Linked DNA regions of Homo sapiens: region 2 is linked to region 1. Evidence: chromatin loops called from intact Hi-C (ENCODE). Cell type or tissue: K562. All regions are shown on one strand. Links, peaks and the distances in the headings refer to the core of each region. The heading gives the core; the rest is flanking DNA. Region 1 has its middle 13 kb from the start of RHBDD2. Region 2 overlaps POR (cytochrome p450 oxidoreductase).

Region 1 (10,259 bases), core at 1,123-9,122:
TTTGTATTTTTAGCAGAGACAGGGTTTTGCCATGTTGCCCAGGCTGCTGTCAAACTCCTGGGCCCAAGCAATCTTCCCATCTTGGCCTCCCAAAGTGCTGGGATTATAGGCACGAGCCACATCATTTCAATCCTCTTACATTTATTGAGATTCACTTTATGGCCTAATGTGTGTTCTGTTTATCCTGGAGAATGTTCCACGTATACTGGAGAAGACTATATAGTCTGCTGTTGTTGAATGTTCTATCTGTGCCTGTCAGGTTTAGTTGGTTGATAGCGTTGTTCCAGTCTTCCATAACCATGCTGATTTTCTGTCTAGCTGTCCTATCCATTATTGCAAGTGGAAGTACACACACTAGTGGAATTACCCACAGTAGTGGAATTACTAGGTCATATGGTAATTCTATGTCTTAGCTTTTTGAGGAACTGCCAAACTGTCTTCTGTAGCAGCTGCATCATTTTACGTTTCCATCAGCAGTGCAAAAGGATTCCAGTCTTGCCACATCCTTGCCGGCGCTTGTTATTTTCTGTTTTTTTAAAAATATGTCATAGCTATCCTAATAAGGTGTGAAGTGGTATCTCATTGTCTTTTCAGTTTGAATCTCCTTAATGATTAGTGATGTTGAGCATCTTTTTATGTGCTTATTGGCACTTGTCTATTTTCTTTGGAGAAATATCTATTCAAGTTCTTTGCCCAATTTTCTTTCTTTATTTCTTTCTTTCTTTTTTTTGAGACGGAGTTTCGCTCCTGTTGCCCAGGCTGGAGTGCAGTGGCATGATCTCAGCTTACTGCAACCTCCACCTCTAGGGTTCAAGCGATTCTCCTATCTTAGCTTCCCAAGTAGCTGGGATTACAGGCTTGGGCCACCACGCCCGGCTATTTTTGTATTTTTAGTAGAGACGGGGTCGGCTATTTTTGTATTTTAGTAGAGACAGGGTTTCACCGCGTTGGCCAGGCTGGTCTCAAACTCGTGACCTCAAGCGATCCATCCGCCTTGGCCTCCCTAAGTGCTGGGATTACAGGCGTGAGCCACCGTACCCAGCACCAGTTTTCAGTTGGTTTGTTTGTTGTTGAGTTGTAGGAATTCTTTATATATTTTGGATTTGATTTGTAAATATTCCCTCCCTTTCTGTGGGTTGTCTTTTTACTCTCTTGATAGTTTCTTTTGATGCACAAAGGTTGAAAATTTGGTGGTCGGGCACAGTGTCTTACACCTGTAATCCCAGCACTTTGGGAGGCCAAGGCAGGAGGACTGCTTGAGCCCAGGAGTTTGAGACCAGCCTGGGCAAAATAGTGAGACCTTGTCTCTATTTAAAAAAAAAAAATTTTTTTTAAGTTTTAAATTTTGATGAAGTTCAACTTCTCTATTTTTTCTTTTATTGCCTTTTTATGGCTTTTGGTGACACATCCAAGAAATCATTGCCAAAGCCAATGTGTTTTCTTCTAAGAGTCTTATAAGTTTTACCTCTTATATTTAGGTCTTTGACTCATTTGGAGTTAATTTCTGTATATGGTGTGAGGGAAGGGTCAAATGGCATTTTTTTTTTTTTTTTTTTGCATATGGATATCCCACTTTTCTCAGCACCGTTTGTTGAAAATGTTGCCTTTTCCCCATTGAATGGTCTAGGTCCTCATGTCAAAAAGCAATTGACTTTAAATATGAGGGTTTATTTCTGTGTTCTTTCTTCTATTCCATTGGTCCACATTTCTGTCCTTGCACCAGTTCTGCACCATTTTGTCACCTTGAATCACTTTGAATAGACTCACTGCTCTTTATTTTTTTTTTTTTAGACAGAGTCTCGCCCTGTCACCCAGGCTGGAGTGCATTGGCACTATCTCAGCTCACTGTAACCTCTGACTCCCAGGTTCAAGCCATTCTGCTGCCTCAGCCTCCCAAGTAGCTGGGATCCAGGTGCATACCACCTCACCCAGCTAATTTTTGTATTTTTAATAGTAACGGGGTTTCACCATGTTGGCCAGGCTGGTCTCGAACTCCTGGCCTCTCGTGATCCGCCTGCCTCGGCCTCCCAAAGTGCTGGGATTACAGGTGTGAGCCACCACACTTGGCCTAAATAGATTAATTCTCAATTATCCTGCTTCTCTGCCCCCATGCCTTCCCTGCCCTCTCAGCTTCCCTCAATCTGTCCTCTCCAAAATGCAATGGTACCTTTCCTACCCCTACTCCAATGCCAATCTTCTTCTCCCTCTAGCTTCCCCCAAACTCAAGGGCACGACTATTCATGTAGGAGTGCTCCTTGATTTCTTTCTTTTTTTTTTTTTTTTTTGAGACAGTGTCTTACTCTGTCACCCAGGCTGGAGTGCAGTGGCACAATCAGGGCTCACTGCAGCCTCGACCTCCCGAGCTCAAGCAATCCTCCCACCTCACTCTCCCAAGTAGCTGGGACTACAGGTTCATGCCACAATGCCCTGCTAATTTTTGTACTTTTTGTAGAGATGAGGTCTTCTATGTTTCCCAGGCTGGTCTCAAACTCCTGAGCTCAAGTGATCCACCCACTTCGGCCTCCCAAAGTGCTGGGATTACAGGCATGAGCCATCGCACTCGGCCTGATTTCTCTCTTTCTCTTACCCCCATACCCACTCCATCAGCCACCTCATAGGCTCCACTTCCAGGTATATTTGAAATCCACCTGCTTCTCCCCTCCTCAGCTGCTACTCCCCTCATTCAACCATGGTCATCTCTTTCCAGGATTCCTGCACCACCTACAGAAAATGGTGAGATGAGCCAGACAGGTAGCTCATGCCTGTAATCCCAGCACTTTAGGAGGCTGAGGTGGGTGGATCACTGGAGGTCAGGAGTTCGAGACCAGCCTGGCCAACATGGTGAAACCCTGTCTCTATTAAAAATACAAAAAACTCGCCGGGCATGCTGGTGGGCACCTGTAGTCCCAGCTACTGGGAGGCTGAGGCAGGAGAATTGTTTGAACCTGGGAGGCAGAGGATGCAGTGAGCCAAGATCACACCACTGCACTCCAGCCAGGGTGACAGAGCAAGACTCTAGTTTCAAAAAAAAAAAAAGGGAAGAAAAAAAATGGTGAAATGAACCATTTTCACTCTTGCCTCCTTCCACACAACAGCCAGAGTAATCTTTTTTGTTTCTTTTTAAATTAATTAATTTTTTTTTTGAGTCAAGGTCCTACTGTGTCTCACTCAGGCTAGAGGGCAGTGGCATGATCATAGCTCACCGTAGCCTTGACCTCCTTGGCTCAAGCGATCCTCCTGCCTCAGCCCCCTAAGTAGTTGGGACTACAGGCACACATCACCATGCATGGCTAACATAAAAAATATTTTTGTAAAGACAGTATCTCACTATGTTGCCAAGGCTGGTCTTGTACTCCTGGACTCAAGAGATCCTCCTGCATCAGCCTCCCAAAGCAATGTGATTACAGGCATGAACCACTGTGCCTGGCCTGTTTCAAAATATATATATATTTGAGACAGGGTCTCTCTCTGTCACCCAGGCTGGAGTGTAGTGTTGTGAACATAGCTCACTGTAGCCTCGAACTCCCAGGCTCAAGTGATCCTCCCACCTCAGCTTCCCAAAGTGCTGGGATTACAGACATGAGCCACTGTGCCTAGCCTCTCCTATACCTTTTAAAGCCTTTTGTTATTTGTGTAACATACTATAATCACTGTTAGGAACCTTGCCTCTCTCAATAAAATATTTTAGGTAGCATTCTGTATGGATACTAGCTTCCTTAGTTTGGGGTTTTTTTTTTTTTTTGGTTTTATGACTGCAGAGGATTACTTCAAAAGGACACACCATAATTTATTGGCCAGGCATGGTGGCTCATGCCTGTAATCCCAGCACTTTGGGAGGCTGAGGTGGGTGGATTACCTGAGGTCAGGAGTTTGAGACCAGCCTGGCCAACGTGGTGAAACCCCGTCTCTACTAAATACAAAAAATTAGCAGGTCATGGTGGCACACACCTGTAATCCCAGCTATTTGGGAGGCTGAGGCAGGAGAATCGCTTGAATCTGGGAGGCGGAGGTTGCAGTGAGCTGAGATCCCACCACAGCAATATGTCTCAAAAAAAAAAAAAAAAAGGACGCGCCATAATTTATTAATCATTCCCACATTGATCGACATCTGGGTCATCTCTAATCATTTATTCTGGCAGTCAATGCTGCAATGAATAACTTCTTAAACCACTTTGCACTTAAGCAAGGATATCTACAAGTTAGAATCCTAGAAGTGAAATTGATCAAATATATGTACATTTGTCATTTTGATAGATATTGTCAGATTCCCTTCTATAGAAATTGCACCCAGCTGGGTGCGGTGGCTCATGACTGTAATCCCAGCCTTTTGGGAGGCCAAGGCAGGTGGATCACCTGAGGTCAGGAGTTCGAGACTAACCTGACCAATATGGTAAAAGCTCGTCTCCACTAAAAATACAAATATTACCCAGGTGTGGTTGTGGGTGCCTGTGGTCCCAGCTACTTGGGCGGCTGAGACAGGAGAATTGCTTGAACCCAGGAGGCAGAGGTTGCAGTGAGCCGAGATCGCGCCACTGCACTCCAGCCTGGGTGACAGAGGGAGACTCCATCTCAAAAAACAAACAAACAAAAATTAGCCAGCCGTGCTGGCGTGCACCTATAATCCTAGCTACTCAGGAGGCTGAGGCAGGAGAATCACTTGAACCTGGGAGATGGAAGCTGCAGTGAGCCGAGATTGCACCACTGCACTCCAGCCTGGGTGACAGAGCGAGAGTCGGTCTCAAAAAAAAAAAAAAAAATTGCACCCATTTTCGATCTCATCAGCAATGTTTTTGAGTGCTTGTTTCCCATTCCTTCGAAAATATAAATGGGTCATTAGTCATTACCCTCCCAGCTTAACCTCTCTAAGCAACTTCCCACTGTCCTTGGAAACAGCATCTACTTTCCTCGCCATGGCCTCCAAGGGCTTGCCTACACTATTTGACTCCTGCCTGTCTCGCTTCCCATGCCCTGCTGAAGGCAAGTGTTGGACACATCTAAGGGATGCCAGCCAGCAGGGTTGGGAGGGAGTTGGCATTTCTTCCCAAGGGGATGTGTGCTTGGGCAGTGGACCTGCAGACTGTGCCCATCCTATGAATGTGGGGAAAGAGAGCATGGCACATGAATGCTAGGGAAGGCAGGCTGCAGTTTCATAACTTTGGGGGATTGCCCGAAGGTACGATGGACCTGGGGAAATTGGGGCATTGGGGTGCCTGTTTAAAGCCATCGTCTGTAAGTGAGCCATGTCACAGGCCAGCCAGCAGAGGACAGTATTCTGCTTTGGGATGAGGCCATTTCTCCATCAGACCAGAGGAAGCCAAACCCAGCTGTCCATCTACCACGGGGCAGTGAGGACCCGGCGTGGGGGCTGCAGAGCAGTTAAATGAGCCGGAGTCCGCAGCTGGCAACCAACCCCTGCGTTCTACCGATGACAGCCTCCTGTTGAACAAGGAGCCGCACTGCTCCCTGGGGCACGGGCCTGAGAAGCTGGGACCACCCGGGGTTGGGGGCTGGAGGGACCTGATGTCCTGCTCCCCTGGGATGCCCAGGTGGTGGATGAGGTCCAGGTCCCACCCAACCCTCAACCATTCCATCCCTGCAGTCATTCCGTGCCTTCCCAAGGTGTCTGCAGATGTGCAGTGGAGGTTGGGGGTCAATCCAGGAACCACCCGAGAACTGGCTAAGTGGGATGCCTGGCACTGGTCCCAGAGCTGTCTCAGCTGTGCAAAGTGAGATATCACCTTCTAAACCCTACGATGCACCTGTAAAGGGAAAATGTGAAATCTCAGAACCCCCGAAACTTATGCCACAGGGAAAGCTAAGCTTAAAGGCTGAGTCACGCAACACACTCTCTCTCTGTCTGTCTGTCTATCTGTCTGTCTGTCTCTCTCTCTCTCTCTCTCTCTCTGTGTGTGTGTGTATGTTAGACAGGGTCTTGCTCTGTCACCCAGGCTGGAGTGCAGTGACGCAATCATGGCTCACTGTTGCAGCCTGGACCTCCTGGGCTCAAACAATCCTCCCTCCTCAACCTCCCAAAGTGCTGGGATTACAGGCATGAGCCACTGCACCCAGCCGGGAAGAAGTATTGATACAAGCAACAACATGATGAATGTCAGATCATCTGGCTGAGTGAACGAAACTAGGCCAAAACCACAAGTGCATATTATACGATTCCATTCATATAACATTTTAGAAAATCTAAACGAATCTACAGTGACACAAAGCAGCCATTGGTTGCCTGGGGATAAAGAAGGCAGGGATTATAGAGTAGAAGGGATTATAGAGGGGTGAGATATAATTTTTGGGGGTGGTGGGTATGTCATTATCTAAATTGTGGTGATAGTTTCATGGGTGTGTGTATATATATATGTATGTATATGTATATATATGTGTATATATGTATGTATATGTATATATGTGTATATATATGTGTGTATATATATATGTCAAAATGTATCAAAATCTATACTGTAATTATATGTAGTTTATTGTAAGTAAATCAAACCTTTTTGGTTTTTTCAAGATGGAGTTTCATTCTGTTGCCCAGGCTGGAGTGCAGTGGCACAATCTTGGCTCACTGCAACCTCCACCTTCTGGGTTCAAGCGATTCTCTTGCCTCAGCCTCCCGAGTAGCTGGGACCACAGGTGCCTGCCACCACACCTGGCTAATTTTTGTATTTTTAGTAGAGACGAGGTTTTGGCATGTTGACCAGGCTGGTCTTGAATTCCTGACCTCAAGCAGTCCTCCTGCCTTGGCCTCCCAAAGCGCTGGGATTACAGGAGTGAGCCACCACACCCGGCCTCAGTAAATAAAATTTTAATAAAACTTTTTTTTTTAATGCCAATATAGTCATGTCTGTAATCCCAGTGCTTTGGAAGGCCAAGGCAGGAGGATTGCTTGAGGCCAGGAGTTCGAGACCAGCCTGGGCAATATAGCTAGAACTTCTGTTTACCAAAAAAATGCTGATGTGTCAAAAATAAATATTTTTCATCACTGGCTCAAATTTTAATATCTTCCTTTGCCATGTATACTGCATGAGGTGGGGAATGGGGGAATGGAATAATTTGGGAAAGTAAAGATGATCAAGGCTCAGTGTTAATTCTACAATATATTGCTTTCATTGCCTTAACCATGCATGCTTATTACAGCAAAGTCAGAACAAGGTTGAGACGGGGTCTCGCCGTGTCGCCCAGGCTGGAGTGCAATGGCGTGATCTCGGCTCACTGCAGCCTCTGCCTCCCAGGTTCAAGCAATTCTCCTACCTCAGCCTCCTGAGTAGCTGGGATTACAGGCGCGTGCTACCACGTCCGCCTAACTTTTTGTATCTTTAGTAGAGACGGGGTTTCACCATGTTGGCCAGGCTGGTCTCGAAGTCCTGACCTCGTGATCCACCTGCCTCGGCCTCCCGAAATGCTGGGATGACAGGCGTGAGCCACAATGCCCAGCCTATAACATTTTTATAAATGTTTTTGAGTGAATGGAGAAATTAATTACTCTGTTCTGTGATGCTTGGTGTTTGTCAGCTTTAAATCCCCCATAGCACTCAGATCTTAGAGACAGAACTTTGGTCTTTATGGGTGAATTACAACCAATTCCATTTACATTACTTTCATTTCTCTATATGCTAAAGTTACCTTTTTTTTTTTCTTCAGTCTATTGCCCAAGCTGGAGTGAGGTGGTGCGATATCAGCTCATTGCAGCCTCCAACTTTTGGGCTCAAGCAATCCTCCCACCAGCCTCCCGAGTAGCCAGGACTACAGGCATGCGCTACCATGCCAGGCTTATTTTTAAAATTTTTTGTAGAGATGGAGTCTCACTATGTTGCCCAGATTGGTCTCAAACGCTTGGCCTCAAGCGATCCTGCCTCAGCCTCCTAAAGCACTGGGATTACAGACGTGAGCTACTTATTGATAAATTTCTGGATTATAGAAGGTCATATAGGTTTAAATTGATAAATTGAAACCAGCAGATTTCTGGCATTTAGAATGCTTCCTCAACACCTTTCCAAGAAGGCTGGCTGTGGCCAGGCATGGTGACTCAAACCTATAATCCCAACACTTTGGGAGGCCAAGGCGGGTGGATCACCTGAGGTCAGGAGTTTGAGATCAGCCTGACCAACATGGTGAAACCCTGTCTCTACTAAAAATACAAAAACATTAGCCAGGCGTGGTGACGGGTGCCTATAATCCCAGCTACTCAGGAGGCTGAGGCAGAAGCATCGCTTGAACCTTGTAGGTGGAGGGTACAGTGAGCCAAGATCACGCCACTGCACTCCAGCCGGGGGGATAAAGTAAGACTCCATCTCAAAAATAAAAATAAAAATAAAATAAATAGAAACCAGCACATTTCTAGTATTTAGAATGTTTCCTCAACATCTTTCCAAGAAGGCTGGCTGCCTTGCAGGAATTTCAGCACACGTGCCCACAAATACAGGACCAATGCCTTTGCCGCCTGGGTTATACTCTACACTTGAGCTGCTCTTGTTTTTATATTATAGACTGCTGTTCATTTAGCTTCGTCATGATTGATTCGTTTGTGGTGGGTTGCTTGTCCTGCTGTAGAATGTGTAGTAAGATCTATTTGCTTCAAAAGTGGTTTGGAGCCAGGTACGGTGACTCACACCTATAACCACAACACTTTGGGAGGCTGAGGCAAGAGGATGGCTTGAGCCCAGGAGTCTGAGACCAGATTGGCGAAACCCCATCTCTACAAAAAAAAAAAATTAAAAAAATTAGCTGTGCATGGTGACATGTGCTTGTAGTACCAGCCACTTGGGAGGCCGAGGCAAGAGGAACACTTGAGCCCAGGAGGTGGAGGTTGCAGTGAGCTATGATCATGCCACTGCACTCCAGCCTGGGCAACAGAGTAAGACCCTGTTTCAAAACAAAAAAATAGTTTTAGTCTATAACATTCCAGGAAGTAAACTTGAAGCCATGTCACAATTCAAATATGAACTGCCTATACTCCTATGGATCACTTGAGGTCAGGAGTTCAAGACGAGCCTGGCCAACATGGCAAAACCCCGTCTCTACTAAAAATACAAAAATTAGCCGGTGTCGTGGCATTCACCTGTAATTCCAGCTACTCAGGAGGCTGAGGCAGGAGAATCTCTTGAACCCGGGAGGCGGAGGTTACAGTGAGCCTAGATCGCACCACTGCACTCCAGCCTGGGGGACAGAGAGAGACTCTCTCGATTAAAAAAAAAAAAAAGATATATCACAGCCCCACCCTCCCACCCACAGTTTTTCCCTTGTGCAGTGACTCAATTGCAAATGCCAAGTTCCTCCTCTTCCTCCCCAAGTTACAAAGTGAAAACATATAGCGTAGGCAGGTTGCGGGGGGCCTATCAATCCACAAAGTTTAGGAGCCCCTGGTGTAGCAAGAAGAACCACGAACCTACCGTCAGGTGAGCTGATGTGGATTCTGCTGCTCTATGGCTGTGTGAGCTTGCCAAGTCACTTTACCTCTCTGAGCCTTTAGATTCTTCTAAAAATGGAGCTGTTATATCCAATTTCCAGATTTGTTGTAAAAATTAAACATGGGTTAGGCGTGGTGACTCATGCCTGTAATCCCAGCAGTTTGGGAGGCTGAGGTGGGAGGATGGCTTGAGCCCAGAAGTTTGAGACCAGCGTGGGCAACATAGTGAGACCGCTTCTCTAGGAAAAAATAAAAAAAAAAAAAAATAGCTGGGTGTGATGGCACATGACTGCGGTCCCAGCACCTTGGGAGGCTGAGGTGTGTGCATCACCTGAGGTCAGGAGTTGGAGACCAGCCTGGCCAACCTGGTGAAACCCCGTCTCTACTAAAAATACATGGCCGGGCGCGGTGGCTCACGCCTGTAATCCCAGCACTTTGGGAGGCCGAGGCGGGCAGATCACGAGGTCAGGAGATCGAGACCATCCTGGCTAACATGGTGAAACCCCATCTCTACTAAAAATACAAAAAAAAAAATTAGCTGGGCGTTGTAGGGGGCATCTGTAGTCCTAGCTGCTCAGGAGGCTGAGGCAGGAGAATGGCGTGAACCCGGGAGTCGGAGGTTGCAGTGAGCCGAGATCGTGCCACTGCACTCCACCCTGGGCGACTGAGCAAGACTCCGTCTCAAAAAAAAAATAAAAATAAAAATAAAAATAATAAAAGAATAAAATAAATTTTAAAAAATTAAAATTAAAAAAATATACAAAAAATTAGCCAAGCATGGTGGTGCACGCCTGTAATCCCAGCTACTTGGGAGGCTGAGGCACGTGAATCGCTTGAACCCGGG
Region 2 (10,259 bases), core at 950-8,949, 100 kb after region 1:
GTCAAGGTGGATAGAAACCCTTGCGCACTGCACAGGGTGGTGAGGATTAAACAAAATAAAATAGAAAGCTTCTTGAATGCTAGCCAGCATGCAGTAGGCACTCAGTAAGAAGTCATTCCCTTCGCCTGTTTTGTCTCTGACCTGTGGCCACTCACACCTGCTTTCACCTCCCCCTGCCTGTAGCCAGCTGTCTCCAGCAGCTGCCCTCCCCACGTGTTCATCAGAGTCCCTGTCCGCAGAGACAGCTGCTGGCTTCTGTCTGAGCTCCAGCAAACCACTTTCTGTTTTCACCAAAGACTGGCGTTTCCAACCATTAGCCCCATGCCACAAGGCTCTGAAGGTCAAGAAATCTGGGTCCGCCTAGCAGAGCCCACTCTCCGTCCTGCCAGAGCAGGCTGCCCCCAGCTCTGCTGCCATCGTGCCTCTGTGCCTCAGCCGCCACCCCTTCTCTCGCCGTGGGCACCCATGACCCTGGAGCCTGGAGAACTTGGCAGTAGACGCTAGGTTCTGAAAGGGAGCTGGTCCAAAGCAGCTTCCCCATGTGTTGCTAAGGGCAGGGGACAGTCTCAGGAGAAATCGAGTCCGCTGCAGAAAATCCAACCGGATTTGCAGTTTCCAGAAATGTTCCTCAGCGTCGCCTGTGACGGGAACAAAATGAACCGCACATCTCGGTTCATCTCGGTCCAAGTGACTCAGTGCTTTTCCCGCCCTCCCTCATCTTCCCCACGCAGTGGACTACAGCTGACTTCTGATCCTGAACCCAGAAAGACTCCTGCTCCCAATTTAGGCGTGGAGAGCCTTAATTGGAACCTTTCATGCTCCGTTCTGGAGCCACGTGGTCTGTGTGCTCCAGGCCTGGGACAGCTGCCACCTCTGTACGGCTGGAGCCTTGGGCTTTCTGGTTTTGTTTGTTTTTTCTTGAGACAGGGTCTCACTCTGTCAACCAGGTTGGAGTGCAGTGGCACAATCTTGGCTCACTGCAACCTTCACCTCAGCCTTCAGGCTCAAGTGATCCTCCTACCTCAGCCTCCCAAGTAGCTGGGATCACAGACGCACACCTCTACACCCGGCTAATTTTTGTATTTTTGGTAGAGACAGGCTGTTTCGCCATGTTGCCCAGGCTGGCCTCAAACTCCTGAGCTATGGCGTCCACCCACCTCGGCCTCCCAAAGTGCTGTACTGGTGTGAGCCACTGCACTCCGCCGAGCCTTGGGCTTTCGGATGGGCTGTTTGCACTCGGGAACCTCAGAAGGGTGCTCCCCAAGACAGAACATCACCACTGCAAACGGAGCCCACCTTGCCAGGCATTTCCCCAACTGCCCTGATGGGAGGGGAAGGTGTGTCTTTCATGGCACACAGGATGCTTCCCGCTGACATGGACCCAGTGTCTTAAGCTCTGTTTGCCCGCAATTCTTTTGTGTGGGGGAAGACAGGGACCAGACTTAATTTAATGTGATTGTGTGGCGCCCTGGCAGTGGGATCAGTGTGGCTTCCTTTATGGAGTGCAGCCCTGCCATAGCAACCTGCAGGCTGTCTTCTAGAGCCTAGAAGAGCTTTGTTCCGCAGACATGACTTCCTTTTTTTTTTTAATGGGAAACGGGGAGGGCGTGGGGAGAAGGGCTCTGATATAAACAGTTACCAAGGAGACCCGAGTCGGGGTTGGAAAGGTTTTCTCCTTCCCTCGGTCCATACAGAGGGAGGAGGGGTGTGTGCCCGGTGCAGGGACTCATGGGAGGCTTCACTCTGGAATCCTGAGTCCTGCCTGCTGGGGCTCCAGATGTTGCAGAGTTCTTGGGCTCATGGGGGCAGACGCAGGCAGGAGCTCAGGGAAATTCCGAGAGGACTTTGGGGTGTCCAGGAGCACTTTGAGGCCACGGGCCCAGGCAACTTCCTCACCAGTACGGAACAGGGGATGCACAGGGCCGAACTTTCCATCTGCTGGCCCCTGCTGGTGTCCAGGAGAGAGCTGTGACCCTCCTTTTTCCTTAAGTCCTGGAGCTGAGAGTGAGAAGCCATGGGGTGCACGTACTCGTCTCCACCTGAGGAGCCCGCTCTGAGAAGGTCAGTTCCTGACACTGTCCCTGGCGGCAGACTGCCCTCATGCCCCTTGGCCAGGGGACGCCTGCACCCTCACTCGAGTGTGGGAGACTTCCTCCTGGCGGGGACCTGCTGGAGGCCTGAAGATGCGGCTGCCTGGAGTTAACAGCAAGGTCAGCCATTCCCAGGGTTGCTGCCCCTGTCTCTGGCGAGGGACTCAGCCAGGCCTAGGCACTGGTGGCCCCTCTGGTCCAGGACTTGCACGCTGCATTTCCCTGCTTCCAAAGGAAGGAATTTGGACTGGAGACCAGGAAGGCCTCATGCACCCTCTTCTCTGCCTATAAATAATCAGGTCCCCCATGCAAATCCAGGTCTGAGGTCCTCCGATGGAATGGAGCCCATTCAGAGCAGTCCAGTGTGGGCCCTCTCGGGCTAAGCCCGTGAACTTTGCTTCTTGGAGCCCCCAGCAGGGCCTTGGGTTGGGAAGGGAGTTTCCTGGCACCCTCCCCGGCAGGATGGGTTTAACCAGCAGGAACTTGAAGGAATTGTTCTGTGTTGCGCCGGTGACCTAGAGGCACAGGTCCGCCTCCAGCTCCTTGGGTTCCCTTTTCCCCCCTGGACCACTCACACTTCCTGGGTGAACCCTAGCCTTGGGGCAGAGCAGGCTGGCACACCTTGTCCACTCTGACGTTCCAGCCCAGAGGCTCCCCTGTCCACTCCCAGGGCCAGCCAGCCTGGCATTCTGCTTTGTCCAACTGCGTCAGGAGGTCACATGGAAGCCCTCCTCCCCCGCCACTTGCCGGGCTTCTGGGATGGGAGCCGAGCTTGGAAGTTGCCATCCCTTGGCACCCCGCTTCCCGTGGGGCTGTCTCTCCAGGGGGCCGTTTTCTATTCCTGAGAAGACAGCCCAGCTCGTCCAAGAGGCCTTTCCCGGTTTCTTCAGCCATAAGCGTCTGCTCCCTTTGAAGCCCTGTGGCGTGAACCTGTCCTGTCCCATCCGTCCCTGTGGCGTGAACTGTGCCATCCATCTATGTGGTCTTAGCACATGCCACCTTGTGCCATGGATGTCTTTGAAATCACAGGCTGACCGCCTTCCAGGGAATGCCCTTTTTTCTACTGGGTGTTAACCAAGTTCCCCAGTCAGGCACTGGGGAGGCTGCAATAACCAGATGCAGCTCTTTAATAATAGTGTGGGCACGAGAGGGGCGGGGCCTGTGCAGTCCCGTGCCTGTCTAGTGTCAGAGCCAGGATTTAAAGCCAGGTCCGCCCTGCCACGTGGCTCTTCCCATCTTGCTGGGATCCTCCTCGGAGGCTGTCTTCCCCTGGCTGGAGGATTGGGCCTGTGAAGTCACAGGTTGTCTCGTTCTAGTCTCATGCCCTCGGTGCCTGGCGCAGTGCCTCCCGTGCCCCCACCTGGCTGGCCTGTGTTACCCGCCAGGCACTCACGGGGCACTGGAGTTTGCTCTTGTCCTTTTCTTCAGCAAATCTTCAGATCCACTTTGTTGGAGATGGAACTTCCCTGGAAGCATCTGTCCTTTGAGTAGAGATAGGGGTTGGCTTTTCAGCTGATGCCAGGTCAGACCTCAGAGGTGGCTAGGGAGTGAGAAGTGCCCTCAACAGCCTCTTAGTCCGCCCCTGCCAGCCTCGTGCTGGACAGAGAACTCAGGGCTGGCCACCCTAGGAGGAGACACGGCGTCCTGTGCCGTGTGCTAGGCGTCGCGCTCATGGCAGGGATACACAGACAGCCCCCAAGGTTATTCAACCCAGGCTTCCAGTTAAGCCACAGGAATGTGCAGAGTAAAGTGCCTTGGCCGACCAGTGTGTGTGCCACAGCGAAGACGGCGACAGTAGCGTTGCTGCGTGAGGGGCAGGGACGGCCTCTGGGAGAGGAAAGTTAAGTTCTGTGGTAAAGGATGAGTAGAAGGTGGGAAGGGGTCACAGGAAGGGCCTTGTAGGCCCAGGGAGCCGCGTGGAAATGTGAGTAGCTTAGCGTAGCCCAGAGAGGTGGGAAATGGGGCCGGGCCACTGCGGGAGGGGTGTTCAGAATCGGCCACTTTTCTCTTGTTTAAAATATCTGCTCTGCTGGGGTCCCCTTACTCAGGGTGTAGCTATTCTAATTATCCTTATTGTTGGAGGCTTCAAAATCAATCAGTCGGGCCCCACATGTACCACTTCTGTTTATTTATATCGGTTGGTTGGTTGATTTACAGGGTCTCCCTCTGTCTCCCGGGCTGGAACCCGGGTGTTTGAAGCTGCAGTGAGCTATGATCGCACCGCACGGTCATGTGATCGCACAGTGGTGAGATCATCGCCCACTGCAGCTTCAAACACCCAGGTTCAAGGGATCCTCCCACCTCAGCCTCCTGAGTAGCTGGGACCACAGGCACAGACCACCACACCGGGCTAATTAAAAAAAATTTTTTTTTTTAGAGGTAGAGTATTGCTGTTTTACCCAGGCTGGTCTCAAACTGGCCTCAAGTGATCCTCCCACCTTGGTTTCCCAAAGTGCTGGCATTACAAGTGTCGGCCACTGAGCTAGGTTCTTGGATACTCTCTTTAAGAAAATGCCTCTTCTTGGAAGTTGCAGTGAGCCAAGATCGTGCCACTGCACTCCAGCCTGGGCGACAAAGCGAGACTCCATCTCAAAAAAAAAAAAGAAAAAGAAAATGCCTCTTCAAGTCTTTTGATAGTTTTTCTGATGGAGGATTTGTCTTTTTCCTGTTGATTTGTAGGGCTTTCTTACATTCTCGATCAAAGTCTTTTGCCCACATATAAGTACATTACAAATATCCTCTCCCACACTGCAGCTTGCCTTTCCTTCCTTTAATGGCGTTTTTTATTTTATTTTATTTTATTTTATTTTATTTTATTTTTTGAGACAGATTCTCACTCTGTTGCCCAGGCTGGAGTACAGTGGCGTGATCTCGGCTCACTGCAACCTCCGCCTCCCTAGTTCAAGTGATTCTCCTGCCTCAGCCTCCCGAGTAGGTGAGATTACAGGTGCGCGTCACCAGGCCCGGCTAATTTTTGTATTTTTAGTAGAGACGGGGTTTTGCCATGTTGGTCAGGCTGGGCTCAAACTCCTGACTCAAGTGATCCTCCCGCCTCAACCTCCCAAAGTGCTGGAATTACGTGCATGAGCCACTATGCCCGACCAAAAATGTCATTTTAAATACAAAAATGTATTTTCATCTTCAGGTTTGTCACTTGATTCAGAATGGCCATATTTCAAATCTCCACCACCCAGAGGAAGGTGTTTCCCACCTTGCTGTATTCAGCCAGCGTTTTTCACCTCCTTCAGCTTGAAAGTCCTGGGCAAGGGGCACTGGGCTTGTTCCTCTGGCCCTGCAGGCTTGGGGCAAGGGTCAGAAGGAAACAGAAGAACGGAAAATGGGGCGGGGTGAGGGGTGGTGCGGGGGTAGAAGGCCAGAAGTGGACAGTGGACAGAAGATTGTGTCACCCCAGCCTGATCCTGAGGCTGGCGGGCACCAGGCTGCCCTCTGGAGGGGATGGACCAAGGTGAGGGCTGTAGTCCCAGGAACGCAGAGAAGGGAAAAATGAAATGTGGCCCAGTGCAGGGGAAGCAGAGGGGGTCTTTGAATCCCAGGGGAGCTGACCCTTGCGCAGGACCTTGAGGGCAGAGCGGGGGTCAGCCAGGTGAGGGGACTGTGGCAGGAAGGCTCTGGGTGGAAGCGATGGCGTGCACAGGATTCTGAGGCCACCATGCAGGGAGGGGGTGTGAATTAGGCATCAAGCTTGGTTTGTGGAGGGGAGTGGCAGGTGACGCTGGAGACAGACTCTGAGGGGACTCATGTGCCCGGATCCCATGGGTCGTGGGAGCTGTTGAAGAGCGGAGCAGGGAAGTGGCAGATGTGAGAGGCAGGGGCTGGAGAAGGAAGAGGTGAAGAGGTGGAAGGTCAGGCTGAGGTCAGGCCGTGGGGACCTGGGCTGTGGGTGGGGAGGAAGAGGGAAGTGGAAACCTTGGCTCTTCCTTGAGGGAAACAAGCCCATATCTATCTGGGTGCAGGAGAGGTCTTGGCTTTGCAAAGCACTGGTGTCGCAAGAGGCTTTACTGTAGGGGAAATGGGAAGGGTGAGCTGGTGCGGGAGGCCTGGGAGCCCTGGTGTTGGATTAGAGGCCAGCTGCTGGCTTAGCCCCTGGGGAGTGGCACGGGACAAAGCTGGAATGTCCCCTCCCTGTGCTGCCACAGCATCCCATGAAACCTGCATCTAAGGACACCCACGTCCCGTGACACCTGTGTCCCATGACACCTGCCTCCCACGCTCATTGCACACTTTTGTCTTGCAGGACCTCCTCTGTCAGAGAGAGCAGCTTTGTGGAAAAGATGAAGAAAACGGTGAGTTTCCTGCATGTCTTTACTCTTCTCAGGAAGCCTCGGCCCCGATGGGCATGTAATCAAGTCTAGCAGACGGCTGGCGTCACCGCATAGAGGATGTCCCGGTGGCCAGGAGAGGGAACGCAGCCCGGCTCGCTTGGGAGTCATTCTTGCCTAACCAAAGCCCTGAAGCAGCTCTGCTGTTGCTGGGACAGTTTGTTTCCTTGAATCTTTACTTTTTGAACAAACCAAAGTCTAAGAACAGACCCTCCCTCTAACTCACGAAGCTTCTCCCGTCTGGCCCTGGCCTGTCCAGGAGCAGAGGTAAATCTCACAGAGCTGCGGTCGTGGCACCACTGCCATTTTCTCTCCGCTTTGTTTTTGTTACTTTTTTTTTTTTGAGATGGAATCTCGCTCTGTCACCCAGGCTGGAGTGCAGTGGCGCAATCTCGGTTCACTGCAAGCTCCACCTCCCGGGTTCAAGCCATTCTCGTGCCTCAGCCTCCCGAGTAGCTGGGATTACAGGTGCGTGCCACCACGCCCAGCTAATTTTTGTATTTTTAATAGAGATGGGATTTCACCATGTTGGCCAGACTGGTCTTGAACTCCTGACCTCAGGTGATCCGCCCGCCTCAGCCTCCCAAAGTGCTGGGATTACAGGCGTGAACCACCGCACCCAGCCAATTTAACTATTTAATTGTAGGCATCAGTACTACATTTACATAGTTAAAATAAAAACATCCACTATTCAGTGGAAAGCTCCCCTCTGCCACCCACTCATCCCCACTGTTCTTATTATTTATGGATCCTTCTAGAGTTCCTGTATGAACATACAAGTAAAACAAACAGAGACTCTTATTTTTAATTTAAAAAAACCTTTATTTTATTTTAGAGACAGGGTCTCACTGTGTTGCCCAGGCTGGAGTGCAGCGGCGCCATCATAGCTCACTGCAGCCTCAAACTCCTAGACTCAAGCCATCCTCCTACCACAGCCTCCCAAGTAGCTGGGACTACAGGTGCACACCACCACGCCTGGCTAATTTTTTAATTTATTCTTCATAGGAACAGGTTCTCGCTATGTTGCCCAGGCTGGTCTTGAACTCCTGGCCTCAAGCAATCCTTCTGCCTCCGCCTCCCAAAGTGCTGGGACTGTAGGTGCGAGCCATTGCATCCAGCCTACACTTTTCTTAAAACACAAAACGTGGCATACTATGTGCACTGTTCCAGACCTTGCTTTTTTTTTTTTTTTTTTTTTTTTTGAGACAGAGTCTCGCTCTGTCGCCCAGGCTGGAGTGCAATGGCACGGTCTTGGCTCACTGCAACCTTCACCTCCTCGGTTCAAGTGATTCTCCCGCATCAGCCTCCGGAGTAGTTGGGGTTAGACGCCTGCCACCGTGCCTGGCTAATTTTTGTATTTTTAGTAGAGACGGGGTTTCACCATGTTGACCAGGCTGGTCTCAAACTGCTGACCTCGTGATCCATCTGCCTCGGTCTCCCAAAGTGCTGGGATTACAGGCGTGAGCCACTGCGCCCGGCTGACCTTGCTTTAAAAAAAAAAGAACACAAAACAACTTGATATGTCTCAAAGATCCTTCCATATCAATACAAAGATACTGCCATCATCTTAGCTGTACCATGATTCCATTATATGGCCATCTGGATTCACTGTAACGCACTTAACCCTGTCCTATTAAAGATGGGCACTGGGGCTGTTGCTACTCTTTGGCTCTTACCAACAATGTCACTGTGAATATGTAGCTCGGTTTGCACATTTCAAATACAAAGCAGTCCCAGAAGTGGAATTGCTGGATTGGAAGGTAGATGTGTTTGCAATCGTGATAGAAGCTACAAATCGTCCCCGTAGGAGTCACACCGTGGCACGCGCTCAAGAATAGCGACGTGTGAGAAAACTGTTCCCCACAGCCTTGCCAACAGTTTGTTATTAAAGTTTAGATTTTTGTCAGTTTTCTAGGCTTAAAAAAAAAACTCAGTATAGTTGTAATTTACATTTTTATGAATGAGATTCAGTAGATTTTCACCCACCTAGGTCTAGATGGCTTCGTTTCTTTTTCTTTTTTCTTTTCTTTTTTTTTTTTTTTTTTTTGAGACAGGGTCTCGCTTTGTTGCCCAGGCTGGAGTGCAGTGGTGTGATCTCAGCTCACTGCAATCTCCACCTCCCGGGTTCAAGCAATTCTCATGCCTCATTCTCCTGAGTAGCTGGGATTACAGGTGCGTGCTACCATGCCTGGCTAACTTTTGTATTTTCAGTAGAGACAGGGTTTTGCCATGTTGGCCAGGCTGGTCTCGAACTCCTGACCTCAGGTCATCCACTCAACTTGGCCTCCCAAAGTTCTGGAATTACAGGCCTGAACCACCGCACCCAGCCTCTTTTTTCTTTTTTTAATAGATTCTCTCTTCACATCTTTTGCCTGCTTTTCTGTTGGGATTGATCTTTCTCCTTGAAATTATTAGGGAGATGAATCTCTTGTCTGTGATATAAGTTGAAAATATCTTGCCCGTTAAAGAGTTTGTCTTTTAGTGAGATTCCATCTCTTAAAAAAAAGTTTGTCTTTCAACCTAGCTGATCGCATTTTTATTTGTTTTGCTGTGTAAAAGTTACAGAGTCACCTATATGATTCTTTCTTTTCGTGACTTCTGGTCTTAGAGTCATAATTTGAAGGTCTTCCCCATGCTAAAGAGATAAAGATATTCCTGTATTTTTTTTTTCTAGTACTTTTAGGGTTTTGTTTTTCATATTCAAAATTTAAAATCTGATCTATTGGGAATTTATCCTGATGTAAGATGTGAGGTATGAATCCAACTCTACATTTTACATAGCTGTCTAAACACCATGTATTAGAGTCCATCTTTCCCCCACTGGTTTGAAATGCCACCTTTATCATATACTTAATTCCTGGGCTGGGCGCAGTGGCTCATGCCTGTAATCCCAACACTTTGGGAGGCCGAGATGGGCAGGTCGCTTGAGCCCAGGAGTTTGAGACCAGCCTGGGCAACATGGCGAAACCCCATCTCCACAAAAAATAGAAAAATTAGTGGGACACAGTGGTGCGCACCTATAGTCCCCGCTACCTGAGAGGCTGAAGTGGGAGGATAGCTTGAGCTTGGGAGGCACAGATTGCAGTGACCACTGGACTCAAACCTGGGCAACAGCTACACCCTGTGTCAAATAATAATAATAATAGCTGGGTCTCTGGGTTCTTTTCACTGGGCGCAACGTGTTCAAGGTTCACCCACACTGTAGCATATGTTAGTACTTCCTTTTTATTGCCAAATAATGTTTTAATATATGGATTCTTACTTATTTTTCCGTGACTTTTAGGATCAATTTGTTGAGGAAAAAAAAGCTGTTCAGATTTTTTTTTTTTTTTTTGGTAGAGACTGGGTCTCACTCTGTTGCCCAGGCTGTTCTCAAACTCCTGGGCTTAAGCAGTCCTCCTGGTGTGGCCTCCCAGGGTACTGGGATTACAGGTGTGAGCCACTGCACCCAGCTGGTTCAGATTTCTATTACATCATGCCACATTTCTCTAGTGACATAAATAGAGCTGCCATTTTTGTGGGTCGAGACTCCCTGTCCATAATCGGGGTGCTTTTCCATTGGCGTGAGTCCTTTGTGTGTAGTTCAGTAGCTTCTGACACATCTCTTACAAAGTTTATTTCTAGGTATTTTATATATTTTGATGCTCCTGTAAATATTTAGCTGCTATCTTAGGTCATCTTTTGTTCTCTTAACCTGATAATCATGAGCACTTTCTCTTCTATTAAGTATTTTTACGGTGATTATTTTAAAATATCCTTTTGGGCGAAAACCCTGTCTCTACTAAAAATACAAAAATTAGCCGGGCGTGGTGGCATGCACCTGTAGTCC

The links. A loop is a pair of places that touch in the nucleus more often than their neighbours do. Peaks named below come from ENCODE experiments on the same cell type or tissue, not always from the same donor. Only the 100,000 strongest peaks of a DNase experiment are listed, where the experiment ranks them.
Region 2: a loop joins it to region 1, with 4 times the contacts of the local background. A loop is called at or near these places in 12 of 110 quality-filtered maps.

The regions. Positions count from the first base shown.
Region 1 is chr7:75,861,386-75,871,644 of GRCh38, forward strand. No RefSeq gene overlaps it. Among named protein-coding and RNA genes, the nearest start is that of RHBDD2, 13 kb to the right of the region's middle. RefSeq lists an enhancer at 5,146-5,440. In K562, for the core only: a CTCF peak has its summit at 5,254 (motif pointing right); a DNase peak (open chromatin) is centred at 5,296.
Region 2 is chr7:75,966,068-75,976,326 of GRCh38, forward strand. It overlaps POR (cytochrome p450 oxidoreductase), which reads left to right. Exons shown (of 16, transcript NM_001395413.1): 3 at 6,346-6,394. Among named protein-coding and RNA genes, the nearest start is that of TMEM120A, 23 kb to the right of the region's middle. RefSeq lists an enhancer at 652-1,531. In K562, for the core only: no CTCF peak of the experiment used is centred there; DNase peaks (open chromatin) are centred at 4,324, 5,934 and 6,514.